Regions from separate parts of the Homo sapiens genome. Here region 2 is linked to region 1. A link is an interaction called in ENCODE POLR2A ChIA-PET data of the cell type or tissue named here. Cell type or tissue: Panc1. All regions are shown on one strand.

Region 1 (8,000 bases):
GGGAAGGGAGGAAAAGAAGGAAAAGAAAGGAAAGAAAGAACCAAGCATGGGGTGTGCCACGTGCCTGTAGTCCCAGTTACTTGGGAGGCTGAGGTGGGAGGATCTCCTGAGCCCAGGAAGTAGAGGCTGCAGTGAGCCAAGATCACGCCACTGCACTCCAGCCTGGGAACATATCTCATGTGATGAGGACAGCCTGTTAGGTTTTGTTCCCCAGACATAATTCTCCATATCTCAACCGGGGATCCTGAGCACACAGCAACCTAGTACTTTCCTCTTCTCTTTCCCTAGTTAGCTTGCAGCTGTTGCCTCAGTAAACCAGCTCTCCAGGACATCCTTCCAGAACTGTGTGCCAGAGTCAGGCAGCCTGACCCAAAAGGGCCAGACACTCTGGCACGTGTCTCCTCAGCCAGACCCCAGAACTCAAAATCCCCTCCTACGAAGGAAGAGAAAAACAACACAGGCTCCCACCAGCCAAAAAAGAACGACAGAAGGAAAGCACAGAATCTGTCCCCTTCTCCTTCTGCCCCATCCTTTTCACATCACATCAAGCCAAGCTGTCTTTGGGGAACAGACAAGATGCAACAGGCAGTTAGACTGGCCCACCCTGGCTAACAAGGCCATCTGACTTCACCAGCAGAACCCCCTTCCAGGTTCAGGGGAAGGGGGCTCAGGGGCTGTATATTTGACAGCAGAAAGAATCGGCTGTGATTTGGGGACTAACATCATACTAGCTGCCCAGCTACCCACAGCTGTGCTGGGAATGTGGCTCTACCAGGAACACTGCTACAGCCAGTCAAGTGTGTCACAGCCCACTTCCATCACCACATTTACGGTCTTCTCTAATGCAGTCAATCTGACAGACAGAAGTCGGAGTGAAAACTGTGCAGATGCCTGCGCTGATCCCATGAGACATTACCAATTTTGTTTTTCCCACATTGTGCACCCAAGATTTCAGAAAAATTCCTTACCTTTCACTAGTCAGAGAGCCGCCTTTTCCATCTGTTGGGGATGCTTTCTTTTCTCTTTCATTAATGCAAATATCACCAGAGCAGTGATTAAAGCGAAGATACAATTTTGAGTTAGTTGTCTATCTTTGGACCTAGAAGGAGACTGCAATGAAAAGTGGATTCTTTCTGGAAACCTAATGGATTATTTTTCCCTGACCCCTGATAACTTACTTTCCTAATCTACAGGACATCCCCCCTACCTGCCTTTACATTAACTTCCCTAGGCGGGAAGAAAAAGACATTTCTGGTTGTGGGAGGGAGGAGGTGGTGGTGAAACAAGCAAATACAGTGAGGCTCCCCTGGCCCCCATCTGTTCCAAATCTTCCCCTCACAGGATGTCATGTCTGAAAAGCAAGAAAAATATTCCTTCCTCTTCCAACATTCAGCAGAATCTTGCATGCAAAGAGAAGAATGTCTCGTTACTCTGTGGGTTCTCATCTGCTTTTTAACTCACAAATTGCCGAATTACACTAGCCCCTCCACCCTCTCCCTCTCTCCCAGTAAAACCCCAGGGGCAGCAGGGCTCAGCACCAGCGAGGAGCTAGCTCCCCACCATACCACCATACCTCTGGCACAAAGGATTAGTTCTCCTGAGCCTGGCCAATGACTTTTGCAGATTTCTAAGCTGAAGACAGGCCAGAGAGCTGTCAGAGCCCCCAGAGGAAGTGAGGCCACCCCCAGGGGGTAAAAGGAGTGGGCTCAGAATTCCCCACTTTTGACCCTGCACTCTCCCTCTCCCCAGCTTCTAGGCACTTTGCATATGGAAGTGCACAGGCAGCCAAGTCCTGGGCATTTGAACAGGAAGGATGTTCCTCAGTAGCTCACAAGGACCCTAACTGCTGCATTTCCAGGACTGGGAGGGCGATATTTATAGAAAGGGCAGCCAGCCAAGCGAGATCAGCTCCAACTTTATTTCAACTAACCCTCTTTTCCATCTTCTGTAGCTCTCCTTCAAGTTAAACAGAGAGGCATTCCTCCCTTTATTGCTTGATTTTTACGCAAGGGCTGAGGCTCTCATTAAAATGATTGAGAAACCCTGACTGAAAAGATGGAAAAGGACCTGCCTGCCTGCCCCTCCCCCTTGGCTCTTAATCTTCCTCTCCTACGTCCCTCTGCCCTGCTTCCCTGCATTCCCCACATGGCACATGCTCCTTCTTATGCCCCTGCAGCACAGAACCCCTTGTGGTCCTGTAGATGAGCAACGCTGTCCCTTACCCTAAATCCAAATTATCCTTCCTCCCAGCTTTCTTTCTCATCCTTTTTTATCACATCCTATAAGGCCTGCATGATCTACTCTCACCCCACCCTCTTCAACCTTATTTCCTATCACTCTTCCCCTACAAACCCCCTCCTCCTCACTGTTGCTCAAACACACTGAACACACCCCTCAGGGCCTTTGTACAGGCTGTTTCCTTTACCCAGAACACACCCTCTAGGGGGGCCATTTGAAAGTCTGGCTCTGACACATGATCCAGATTTCAGCCCTAAAGACCTTGCTAACACTGAGTATTAAAAAGCACTGCAGGCCGGGTGCGGTGGCTCACGCCTGTAATCCCAACACTTTGGGAGGCCAAGGCGGGTGGATCACTTGAGGTCAGGAGTTCAAGACCAGCCTGGCCAACATAGTGAAACCCTGTCTCTATTAAAAATACAAAAATTAGTGAGGCGTGGTGGAGGACGGCTGTAATCCCAGCTACTCAGAATGCTGAGGCAGGAGAATTGATTGAACCTGGGAGACGGAGATTGCAGTGGGCCGAGATCGTGTCGCTACACAGTGAACACTTCACCTCAAAAATAAAACTAAATTAAATTTAAAAAGCACCCCTATGAGCCAAACACAATGACAGGTGCCTGTTGTCCCTGCTAGTAAGGAGGCTGAAGCAGGAGGATTGCTTGGGCCCAGGAGTTCGAGGCTGCAGTGAGCTATGATCAAGCCATTGCACCACAGCTCAGGCAACAGAAGAAGACACCCATCTCAAAAACAAAAAAAGGGCCTAACCTGTCACTCTGTAGCCTCACTATCCCACAGCTGCTTCATTTGCTTCACAGCACCAACAAAGACTCTCTCCTTGACCAAACTTTAGACAGGCTCCTCTAGATCCTCTTCTTCATGTGGCCTGCCTTTAGCAAATAATTCAGCTGAGTCATTCCCCCACCCTCAATATCTGACCAAGTTCCTCATCCCCCACTTTTAATGTGTAAGTCCTTGGCCTGCCTTCCACAGAATCCTGTTGAGTTGGTTTAGCAAGAGTTCCCCTACCCTTCGTGTCTTCTCTTAGTGATTTTCCACCCAATGACCCCCTCACTCTGATTATAAATGCCCAACTAGGTCTTTGCTGGATTCAGTGATGAACTCAACCTCCTTCCTCTATTGCAAAAGTTAACTCCTAGGCCGGGTGCAATGGCTCATGCCTGTAATCTCAGCACTTTGGGAGGATGAGGAGGGTGGATGACCTGAGGTCAGTCAGGAGTTCAAGACCAGCCTGACCACCATGGTGAAACCCTATCTCTACTAAAAATACAAAAATTAGCCAGGTGTGGTGGTATGTGCCTGTAATCCCAGCAACTCAGGAGGCTGAGGCAGGAGAATCGGTTGAACCTGGGAGGCAGAGGGTGCAGTGAGCCGAGATCGCACCACTGCACTCCAGCCTGGGTGACAGAGACTCCATCTCAAAGAAAAAAAAAAGAAAAAAAGTCAACTCCTGTTGCAATAGTCTTGAATAAAGTCTTCCTTACCATAAGTGTTAATTCTTCTTTAATACCACCTGACATCATATGATCTTTTTGTTCATCTTTCTCCCTCCACTGGACTGTAAGTTCCACAATGGCAAGATCTTTATGTGTTTATTCTCTGCTAGATCCTTTGCTTCTAAAATAGTATCTGGGGCTGGGCATAGTGGCTCACGCCTGTAATCCCAGCACTTTGGGAGGCCGAGGCAGGCAGATCACAAGGTCAGTTCAAGACCAGTCTGACCAGTACAGTGAAACCCCGTCTCTACTAAAAATACAAAAATTAGCTGGGCGTGGTGGTACACACCTGTAGTTCCAGCTACTCGGGAGGCTGAGGCACTCCTGCCTCAGTTGAACCCGGGAGGCGGCAGTTGCAGTGAGCCAAGATCATGCCACTGCACTCCAGCCTGGGAGACAGAGCGAGACTCCATCTCAAAAAAAATAAAAAAAAAAATAGTATCTGACACACAACAGACACTCAACAAATGTCTATAAAATGAATCCAGCTACCTCCACTTATCCTGTGATCTCTGTTTGCCCGCCACCTCCTCTGGGAAGTCATTCCTGAATCTTCCAAGGCTTGACCCTGTACTTCAGTTAACAGTGATCACATGGATCTCAGAGGATAATTCTCTTATTATTCAATATGTACTTTAAATGTGTTCATATATAATATACTAATACACAGAATAAAACATAGAAGTCTACTTTGACCGCCTGCCCTCCTTCCCTTTCAGAGCTCCACAATGCCCTGCCCCAGTCTTTTTTTCCTCTGTACATACATCCATGCACATATCTGTTTGCACAACTCTCTCACACACACACACTGCCTGGCTCCAAGCAGGGGCTTAAATAAAAAGGATGAGGACAAAGAGCTCTGGTGGGGCTGAGAGCCACCTGTTTTCCCAAGGCTTTGCCCCATCTTCCTGGCTTTCTCTACCCACAGGAGGAAAGAGACCGCTTCTGTTGGTTTCCCTGCAAGAAGCAGATGAAGTACACAGGACTGTCCACTGTCAGCTCACTTCTTCATTCCAGGAAAACTTTCAAGGCTGGCACAGGTCAGAGAGAGCTGCCTGAGCCCTGCTGCTCCAAAGTGCTCCTGGAGGGCACGAGGATTCAGCCAACCCAGAAAGCCATGGTGGGCCAGGGCCCTGAGGGTGAATGCAGACCTGCCTGGAAGTTAGGGGGTGAGGTTTACCTGGTGGAGGGGGCACCAAGGGAGAGGGGCAAGCTAGTTGTAGAAACAGCCCAAGTAGATTTCCACATAAAGAAAAAGTAAACAGATGAAGGCTCTTCCTCAGCCCTTCGGGCCTCTCCGAGGAAAGCAAACCTTCAAGTGTTTGTTGAAACACTAATCCAATTTTAAAATGCTTTAAAAGAGCTGGAAGAGGAAGTACCAGCTATTGACCACCCCCTCCGCTGGCCTGCAGTGTAAGTGTAGTCACTTTCCCCTCTCTTGGCCTCTGTCTCTGGGGATATTACACACAGAGACCCAGAGGAACAAGAAGTTACCTGGGACAGATTCGGGAACCAACCCTTGTCCACGGAGGGCCATCTGAGTCTTCCTCTTGCCCAGCCATGAAAGAAGCCTTTATTAGGAGCAGAAAACTAGCCAGGATCGGAAAGAGCTGACTCCAGCAGCCTTCACCCCAAGGCAAGCTCACATCATTCACACTCTAGGAATCTGGAAGATATTGAAGTATCCTTGCCCCTGCTTCCTGGGAGGCACTTAATTACCCCCCTGCCCCCACCCCACGTGGGTCTTATTTTTGGCAGCCAATTCATTCCCAGAAGTTGCAGGTGAAATGAGCTTCAAGGGGATTTGCCAAACAATAATTAAAGGAAAAGCAAACCCTTCTCAAATGCTCCAGAGTCTTGTTCTCCCACCCTTGGACAACTTTACCAGATCCTTCACCCACTCTCACCATGCCAGGGTGACTAACACTCCTGGTTTGCCAGGGACTGTCCCAGTCTTAGCACTGACAGTACCATGTCCCGAGATGATTGGTCATGCACCACTGTAGCCTCCCAACCTCCTTCCCTTCATCCCCATGGTTTCAGGGTGGGTACACACCTTGGAAAGGTTGCCTAGCAATGTAGAGATGGGCTTTCTGGTATTGTTTCTTTTTCCTTTTTTTTTTTTTTTTGAGATGGAGTTTCGCTCTTTGTTGCCCAGGCTGGAATGCGATGACGCGATCTCGGCTCACTGCAACTTCTGCCTCCTGGGTTCAAGCAATTCTCCTGCTTCAGCTTCCCCAGTAGCTGGGATTACAGGCATGTGCCACCACCCCTGGCTAATTTTGTATTTTTAGTAGAGATGAGGTTTTGCCATGTTGGTCAGGCTGGTCTTGAACTCCTGACCTCAGGTGATCCACCCGCCTTGGCCTCCCAAAATGCTGGGATTACAGGCGTGAGCCACCGCGCCTGGCCCAGTATTGTTTCTTTATACAGCTTCCCTTGTTGCATTTTCAAGAGGAGGAAAGTGGTGAATACAGAGGTTCAATTAGTTTCTTTCAACCAGGCGCTTTCATTTAGAAAGAGGGAGATAGATAAGAAGATCTAAGAAGCATTCAGCACTTATTATGTTGTGTATAAAATACCTGTTTAATTTAATCCTAGGAGGTGAGTACCATGTCTCAGATTGAGAAACTGAGGTCCAGAATCACACAGCTAATAAATAGTAGAGTTGAGATCCCAATCCAGGCAGGATAACACCAAGGCTCATGAACTTATTCACTGTCTTATACTGTGATCCCTAAAGATGAAGAGTTCTTGTCATTTGAATCACGGAGGGAAAAAACAATGTGAAAGTGCTTATGCTGGACTGAAAAGGAATGTGACACTGTGACCACAGGGCCTCCCTCTCCTACGGATGGGAGCTCTAGTCATCATGGGGATGGGGCCAGGTTTGCAGATAGTTAAGTCACCGCTGAGAGCCTCCTAACGCCGACTCTGCCCAGCCACCCACCCAATGGCTGCTGGATGAATCCATCAAAACCCTGGTCTCATGCCCTCACCAGCAGCACTGCAGAACAAAATCCACATCCCTCAGCCACAGTCTCATCCACTGTCTTGGAAATAGAAGTGGGAACTCACTTTACAGGAATGAATTTGGCAGGATAAGTCACAAATCTTGATAAATATTCATATAATTTGACTTTGTAACATCCTTTCTAAGAATTTTTCTCAAGGAACTTGTTCTAACAGGCTGGGAAAAGTGGGGCTGGTTTTGCTGGTGATATCTGACACATAAAGGTGTTCATGCCTATAGTTTTCTTTTTTTGAGATGGAGTTTCACTCTGTCGCCCAGGCTGGAGTGCAGTGGCTTGATCTTGGTTCACTGCAACCTCCGCTTCCCAGGTCCAAGCGATTCTCCTGTCTCAGCCTCCTGTGTAGCTGGGATTACAGGCACCTGCAACCAGGCCTGGCTAATTTTTGTATTTTTAGTAGAGACGGGGCAGGGTTTTGCCATGTTTACCAGGCTGGTCTCAAACTCCTGATCTACTCAAGTGATCTACCCGCCTTGGCCTCCCAAAGCGCTGGGACTACAGGCGTGAGCCACCATGCCCAGTCATGCCTTGAGTTTTCTGTAACAATGAAAACCTGGAACAATTCCTATGGCCAACAATAAGGAAATGGTTAAACTATGATATATCCATCCATCGGATTATTATGCAACTATTAAGATGCATGTTTATGAGGAGTTGAAAATAACATGGAAAATGCTTGGCTACAGATGTTATGCTAAGCAAGCAGTAAATAAAATTATATAGACAATGTGATCACAACTATGTGAAAACAAACCAAACACACACACCCCTCTTTAGAGTAAAAGGACTGAAAGGAAATGAACAAGATTAAACAGAACTAACACTTAGGAAGCAGCCAGCTAACTGCTTTCCATACTTACCTCATTTCATCTTCAAGGCAAGCCTACACATTAGGAACTTTTTTTTATCCTTACTTCACCAATGAGAAAACTGAAGCACCCAGAGGATAATTAAGCTGCCCGATGGTTGCCTACAGCTAATAAGGAAGAAGGAAGGCATCTGAACCCAGACTCACCTGATTCAGGGCCTGTGCCCTTATCCTGCACACGACCACACCCAAATGCAGCCAGCAGCTTTACTTGGCTAGCAGAACGACTAGCAACTTTTTTCCCCCTACTTTCTACTTTCTTTTTTTCCAAATTGCCTGTATTAGTCCATAATATACTTATGTATATTGATATGTATGTTTTCATGTATATGTATATTTTATGTA
Region 2 (8,000 bases), 290 kb before region 1:
CTTGGAGAAGAAAGAAAATGTTTCAAGCAGATAGCACTGGAACCAGGACTCCTGCAAGTGAATCTCAAGAAGCTCACCTTTGGCTGGGTTTAAACCATGGTGCAGACTGCTCTGGGGGAAGGGCATGCTGATGTCACAGACATGTAAAAATAGTACTTCTAGTTTAGAGACTGCAAAAATATGAATGCACCATGCCGCCACATTATCTCCATTCCTCCAGTGCCCGCCTGACACTGGCCCTGAATCAGGGCTGGAGGGGGCAGGCATTTCTCATTTACTAAAGTGCTGGATGCAGCCCTTGAGGTTCGGCAGAAGCAGAAAGCTGCGGTGAGTCTGGCTGTGGTGAGTGTGGCTAGCATTATCGTGCTGTGTCACACTAGCTCTCTCTTGGGAAGCCTGGATATTCAGCTGCCTTGGAAAAGCTGTCCACATGGTGGGCAGCTTAGATTTTATTAACCTTTTGATATAGAAGTCAGGCTGAAGTTTAGGATTATCTGGGTGTGTCAGCTCAGGGTTTTGGTAGGGTGGTATTCCCATGGCCCCATGGTCACTCGGATTACTTCTTTCCTTCCTTTCTGATCTTGGAATATCACATCCTCGTTTCAGTACCCCTCCGATGGGCACTAGGAAAGAAGGAGTCAGAATGGACAGAGTCTCTGGCACATACACTATCCACACCCACATCACAATTACATGCCAAAGGTATGCAAGGCTGCTGCAGAGGAGCACTTCAGAAATGCAGCCCTCCAGATACTGAGATGGAAATTTCAGGCATTTAATCAAGTACGCACTTTTCAGAGACCCAAGGGAGGCCCAAGGGCTCACTCTGCCTCAGCAGAATTCAAACACTCCATTATTCTCTAGCTATGTTACATCCACCCACCACCCCACCACCCCCGCTTGCCTCCCTCCTTTCTGCACTGGTGACTGGCACTTTTCCTTTCATTCTCTACAGGGATGCGATTGTTTACGAGTTAGCTCCCCGACCCAGTGGGAGGACTTGAGCATCCCGGCTGAGGGCGAGCCAGGCTGCCCCTCCACCAGCTCTGTGTAACAGTGAGCCAGCAGCAGTGGCATCAGGGCTGAAAGGAGTGGGCCTCGCTTTGGGAAGTGATGTCTAGTGAAGGGTGGCCAGCAGTTTACTGGAGCTGTTTGTCAGTGTGGATGACTGAGGATTTTGGTGGAGACTCTGATTCACAGTCGCAAATTCCCTTTTCCTTTGTTTTCTTTGTGTTGGTCTTTGAGGGCTTCCGAGGAAAGTCCCCTCTTGAGATGTTGATCTGAAGGCAAGATCAACAATTTGCTGTTGGCAGAGGGACTCAGAGAGACTTTCTTCTGTTGCCCCTGCCTTTGTTAGTGTGAATAAATGGGTTTGCAAATGAAGTATGTAATCCAAAGCAAACTTAGTATGCAAAACTTTAAGAGAAAACACAATGAGTTTCTTTTAAATTCTCTCTCAAATCTGCTGTTTACATATGACTTGACTAGTTCTGCAAAGGATCAAGGAAGCCATATCTGGTTAAGTGGTTTGACTTTACAGGTGAGTAGCACCAGCCATGATGATAACATTCAGTGGAGATGGTGGGCGGACATCCATATGCCGTATCTACATTGAAGGGACATCTCATCTTGGGACAGTGCAGCCACTCACTTAGGTGACATGCATTCTGTGAACTACACATAAACTATTAGGATCTTGGGACTGCTGTTACAGGAAAGAGATCCAGACCCCAAGAGAGGGTTCTTGGATCTCAAGCAAGAAAGAAGTCAGGGCGAGTCCGCAGTGCAAAGCAAAAGCACTTTCTTTTTATTAAGAAAGTAAAGTGGTGAAAGCACAGCTGCTCCACTGACAGAGTAGGGTGTTCCCAAAAGTAAGAGGAGGAACACATCCATCCTAGGTACCATGCTCGTATATATAGGATTTTAAAAAGATCATGGGGAGATGTGCTCTGCTACAAGGGTTTGTGATAAAGGATAAAGGATTAATTTTCTTTTCCTTTTTTTTTTTTTTTTTTTTTTGAGACAGAGTTTCACTCTTGTTGCTCAGGCTGGAATGCAATGGCACAATCTCGGCTCACTGCAACCTCCGCCTCCCGGGTTCAAGCAATTCTCCTGCCTCAGCCTCCCAAGTAGCTGGGATTACAGGTGTGCGGCACCATGCCCGGCTAATTTTGTATTTTTATTAGAGACGGGGTTTCTCCATGTTGCTAAGGCTGGTCTCTAACTCCCAATGTCAGGTGATCCAACCGGCCTCCCAAAGTGCTAGGATTACAGGTGTGAGCCACTGCACCTGGCCTAATTTTCTTAATTACTATATTTTGCAAGAATCCATATTATCTTTAAAGCAAAATTAGGAATGCATTTGTTCTCAAAATATCGGGCTACCTGGAGACTCCCAAGTCTGAGTCTGTGTAGTAAACATTATCAATCTATTCCCTTAACCATAAATATCTGGAGTCTAGGAATGCCTAATTTTCTGGGAATGCAGCCCAGCAGGTCCCAGCCTCATTTTCCCAGCCCTCACTCAAGATGGAGTTGCTCTGGTTCGAACGCCTCTGACACTGTCAGCCTGTATGCTAGCTCCCAGGGGTTAGGTATTGTGCAGAGTGGACACACCCATTTCCACCTCATTAAATAAGCAGTGCATGGCTAATGCAGTATCCCTTGATTTAGGTTGCTGGAAAAATAATCTGAAGTTGTTTGTGCCACAGGCATACCATGCTTTAGGTAAATCTAACATCTATACATGTGGGTGAGAGTACTTTTTCTGAAGAAAGGGTTCACTAATCAACAAATGTTCAAGTACCAGCAAGGCGTCCCCATCTTGAGATATGACTGGATCCAGCCCAAACAACCACAGAGAAGGAAGGGGACTGATTGGGTGGGCAGGTAACAGAGAATGGGCCTGGGCTAGCGTGTCCAACTCAGCGGAAAGATAAGCAAAGGAGTCCAAGGTACAGGAACAAGAACAAGCATCTGGGCCAGTGGCCTACAGGGAGAGAAAAGGGGAGGGAAGGAATAGCAATTATTTTGATTATTAAATACACCATGGTTTAAACCCAGCCAGAAGTGAGCTTCTTGAGTTCACTTGCAAGAATCCTGGTGCCAATGCTAACTGCTTAAAACATTTCTCTGTCTTTAACTTTTTCGTTGTTTTCCCCTTTCCTTTTTAATAATTAAATTATACTACTTACGAGAGGGAGCATAACACATTAGCTAAGTACATAGATTCTGTAGCTGGGCTGCCTGGGATCCAAATTCTGCCACTTATTAGTCCTGTGACTTTGGCCCTTGGTTTCCTCATCTGTAAAGTGGGGGTAATAAAGTACCAGCCTTGTTATGGAAGGAATCAAATGAGTAATGCCCTTATCAGCACAGGGTCTAGCTCATAGTGAGTACCATGTATTTGCTATTATTATTATTATTATTCAAAGGTGAATTCTAAAAAGGCTGCTTTGGCCAGGTGCGATGGCTCATGCCTGTAATCCCAGCACTTTGGGAGGCCAAGGCGGGTGGATCACCTGAGGTCAGGAGTTCAAGACCAGCCTGGCCAACACGGTGAAACCCCATGTCTACTAAAAATACAAAATTACCTGGCATAATGGCACACACCAGTAATCCCATCTACTTGGGAGGCTGAGGCAGGAGAATCACTTGAACCTGGGAGGCAGAGTTTGCAGCGAGCCGAGATCGCGCCATTGCGCTCCAGCCTGGGTGACAAAAGTGAAACTCTGTCTCAAAAAAAAAAAAAAAAATAGAGGAGAAAAGGCTGCTTACAAGTCCATTTGTTCCAAAGCCCAAAGTGACACTCTATAAGTGACCCCTGGTGCCACTGCTAGGGTAGCTTGGAGACACATTTGCTTTGGCATGGAGCTTTGTTCACATGTACGCGCACTCAGACATGGAACAGCTTTTGGACCGGTCCCCAACATTTATTGAGCCCTTGCTGTGCCCAAGCACTGTGCTTGGCTGTAAGTGTATCACCTCACTCAATACTCATGACAACGCTGCATATAATAGTAGGGGCTGTTATAGATGCAGGAATTGAGGCTTGTTGGGTGGGGTGTTTGGCTAAGGTCACACAGCCACCAAGTGGCAGAGCCAAGCTTCATACCTAGGCTGTCCAGCGAGCCTGTGCTCCTCACTGATAGGCTGTATATGGTTTGGGGGGATTATGAGAGGTGTCCTGAGAGGCACATGGAGCTTGGTGATAGGAATTCAGCACCAGATGATATTGGAAGACCCTAGAAAGTAGGCCAGGATTTGGAAATTCTGCTAAGAGATGGCAGGACCTTAGCTTGGGCCATAGGTAGAATCTCAACCTTGAGGACCCATAGCCTCTGGGATTGGGTCTTTGGGGCAAGACATGAACACAGGCACTGGGGAACAGTGGGGCTAAGGTTTTTCTGACCAGGTAGTGGACGGTGCCCAAGAACAAAATAAACAGAGTGCTAACAACAGAGCCCCAAGCACAGCAAGCGTGCTGGGCCAGGGGGCCTTACAATCCTCAAGCCTAAGGCCAGAGGTCATGTTGAGCTAAATTTGAAGTCAAGATTGGGTAAGTATCTGAGCACAGTACAATTTACAATAATGAAAACAATTTGATTTGCCAATGCAATCCCTCTAAATATTATATTTAAAATGTGACTTACAGAGATTTGTTTTATACCAAATTGCTCAAGACCGTCTCCTGACCTTGTCCAAGGAATGTTGGTGATGAGAACAGGTGTGAGGGGCGTGCCTACCTTGCACCAGGGCTGTGTCAACATGGGGTATTACTCATGGACATGACTCATCTCTGCTCCTCCAGGAACTGTGGCTTTGTCCAGGGGTTTTCAAATTTTAATGTGCATAAGAATCACAGGGGAACTTGTTTAAAAATCAGGTTCCTGGTTGCTCCCCACAATTTTGATTCGGTGGCTTCATAAGGGACCCAGGATTCTGCATTTTCTGGGTGGGGCCTAGGTAATTCTGTTGCCTTTGGTCCACAGAGCACAATTAAAGAAGATCAGGTCTGGCTGTTGCTCGGCTTCCTTTCTCGTTGTGACTATGAGAGGGAACACAGAGTTGTGTGGACTCAGTCATGGCAATTACCCTCTTCTTTGTCATCACTTCTTCCTGAAATACCTGGTGAGACCACCCCTATTATGATAACAATAACAGCACATTTGGTACATATTGAGTTATTATGTGCTGGGTACACTGTGAAGCCCTATGCTTGGGCTAGTCTCTCATTTAATCTTCACAACAATCCCATAAGTGAGGTATTACTATTTTACCCACATTTTATGAGCAAGGGAAAAACCTCACTGGTAGTAAGTGACTGAGTGGGGATTTGAACTCAGAACTAGCAGCTTACCAGAGCCTAGATGTGTAACTAACTGCTAGGCCATTCAATGAGAGTAGTTTTAGCTCCTGTCAGTACCACGCTCCTTTCTCATTCTTCAGTGGGGTGTCTTTCTCCAGTTGCCATTCCTGTCATGCCCATCCCATTCCCAGACTCCTGTGTCCTTTCTTCAGAAGACGTGTCTGGTGTTTCCTTATTTTTATTTCATTCAATGAGTCGAAGACAGTTGTGGCAATGGACATGTGGTGGTAGGTGTTAGGGTTGAGTTGTGTCCACCCCCAAATTCATAAGATGAAATTCACCCCCTATCCCCTATTGCCCGAGAATGCAACCTTATTTTGGAGATAGGGTCTTTACAGAGATAATCAAGTTACAATGAAATCATTAGGGTGGGTCCTACTCCACTATAACTGGTGTCATGCATAGAGAGAAGACAAAGTGAGTGGACATAGGAAGAAGATGGCCATCTACTAGCCAAGGAGAGAGGCTTGGAACAAGTCCTTCTTTCATAGCCTCAGAAGGAACCAACCCTGCTGACACCTTGATCTTGGACTTCCAGCCTTCAACACTGTAAGAGAATAAGTTTCTTGTTTCTGTTGTTTCAGCCACCCAGCCTATGGTGCTTGTTATGGCAACCATAACAGACTAACCCCGTAGAAAGCCAGATTCCTAGGTTCCCCCGCTAGGCCATGGCTCTGGGGTGATCTGGTTGAAGGCCTACACATGCTGCAAAGGTTTGGCAAATTGGGAGCAACAAGTAGGCCCAAGGCCCAAGAGGGAAGAAGGAATGAACAGAAAGAGTGAAGAGGGAGGAAGGAAGCAAATGTAAATAAGAGAAGGGAGGCTGGAGGAAAAGAGGAAAGGGAGAGGGGATTGGGATGGGCCTACTGAGGGCCATGTCAGGTTCATTCAGCTCAGCATGGATGCCTCCTGTGTGCCAGAGGGCATGTGAGACACTGGGCTACAGCAGTGCCTGAGGACAAGAGCCCCCACCTTCATGAAAGTTAGAGGCTAGATGGGGGTATAGACATCAATCAAGCAGCAATTCTACCGAGTGGTCCTGAAAAACCACATGGCAGGGGAACTTGACCCCAACAGGGGGTCCTGGAAAGCTTCCATGAGGAGGTGAGGCTTGGGTTGAGGTCTGACGGATCAGCAGATTTCAACTGGTGAGGGCAGAATATTTCAGGTGGCAGGGAGAGGAGCATGCACAAAGGTTGCCTGGTGTGAGGAAGCCTGGCATCACCAAGGAGCGGGAGGAAGGCCAGTGTGGCTGAGTGCAGGGATGAAGGGGAGAGCCAGAACCCAAGAAGCAGGCGGGGTCAGACTGTGCGGCCATACTGAGGATTTAGTTCCTTAAGCTGTGAGCCCTAGAAAGCCAGGGGAGAAAGTGATCCTATGTAGGGCAGTCTCTCATTTCAACGAAGGGAACGATGGGCTAGAAGGGCAGATGGCAAGTTTTAGCAGTGGGTCAGCCCTGGAGAGAGACGTCAGGCTTTCTGAGCTCACACACCCAAGGTTGGGTGCCTGGCCATTAGGGAGTGAAGTTCCAGGCCACTCCTCAAAGTGTTTTAGCCATAGTCCTTCCTCAACAGAGTATGCTCTAGGAATTTGCAATGGCTCCACTGGGAAGGGTCTGAATAGGGACTCTCCTGTCAGTACAGCTAATTAGTAAGCTAGGCAGCCGGGCCAGGCTCAGACTGCAGTGGACTAGGCAGCCCCTTCTTTGGCATCATTTGAAGGACACAGAAAGGTCTTATAAATCTAGCCTCTCTTTTGCCTGCCTGTACTTTGCCTGAAGTTGCAGGAGCAGGCGTGCATTCAGAAGGTGATTTATTCATCAGGGACTGTGGCGAATGGCAGAGATTAGTCCAGGCAGAGCCCATGAGAGCACTGGGGGAGAGAATGGGTGGAGACAAGCCTGGAAAGGGGCAGAGGGCGCTGAAAGGAGGAGTGCAGAGTACCCGAAGCCCAATTTGCCTTTTTCATGATGTCACCAAGAAGCAGCAAGGTGGGTGCTGCGGGTGAGGGAGAGTCCCAGGTTGGTGTTTGCAGCCTTGCAGGTGCCTGAATGACTCCATTCCGAGGCAAACACATCCATCACTGGGGAGCTTCTCAGCTGTTGTTGGCATGATCCGTATGTAAAAAGTCTGCATATAAAACCGAATGCCATGCCTTTACCACATACCCCGTCTGCCACAAAAATAATTCCCTTCTCTTCAGTTTGAGCAGAGGGACTGGATTTGGCTTAGCAATGATGAGTTCCTGAAGCATACTGTAAGGGAGAGTGGTGATTTTCAGGAAGGTGAGAAAGTAGACAGGAGGCCTCTTGGGGGGTAAGATCCATCTGACTCTTACCCATCCGACATCACACCAACCCATCCAGCCCTGGCCTCCTGTCTGCTCCTCTGCTGTTCTAGGCCCTTTCCTGACTCTCAGACTTTGCAACTGCTGTTTCATCTGCCTGGGATGCTTTCCCCCCAGTTCTTCAGGTAGCAGGCCTCTTTCCATCCTTCAGGCCCTGCCTCTCTTGTCAGTTCCTCCAAAAGTTTTCCCTGTTTCTCCCCTCTGACTTATTTTTCCTTCATGCCGCTTACCTCAATTCGTAATTTTCTTGTCAATTTTTAAAAAAACTTTCTATTACCCATTCTCT

What was found. Peaks named below come from ENCODE experiments on the same cell type or tissue, not always from the same donor. Only the 100,000 strongest peaks of a DNase experiment are listed, where the experiment ranks them.
Region 2: POLR2A ChIA-PET joins it to region 1 with 20 read pairs; 2 of 35 experiments call an interaction of 5 or more read pairs at or near these places.

The regions. Positions count from the first base shown.
Region 1 is chr5:142,384,020-142,392,019 of GRCh38, reverse strand. All of the region lies in intron 3 of SPRY4-AS1 (SPRY4 antisense RNA 1), which reads right to left. Among named protein-coding and RNA genes, the nearest start is that of SPRY4-AS1, 63 kb to the right of the region's middle. RefSeq lists enhancers at 1-30, 2,913-3,414. In Panc1, no CTCF peak of the experiment used is centred here; no DNase peak of the experiment used is centred here; H3K27ac peaks cover 1,327 bases.
Region 2 is chr5:142,677,841-142,685,840 of GRCh38, reverse strand. All of the region lies in intron 1 of FGF1 (fibroblast growth factor 1), which reads left to right. Among named protein-coding and RNA genes, the nearest start is that of FGF1, 4.2 kb to the left of the region's middle. RefSeq lists an enhancer at 408-1,277. In Panc1, no CTCF peak of the experiment used is centred here; a DNase peak (open chromatin) is centred at 4,760.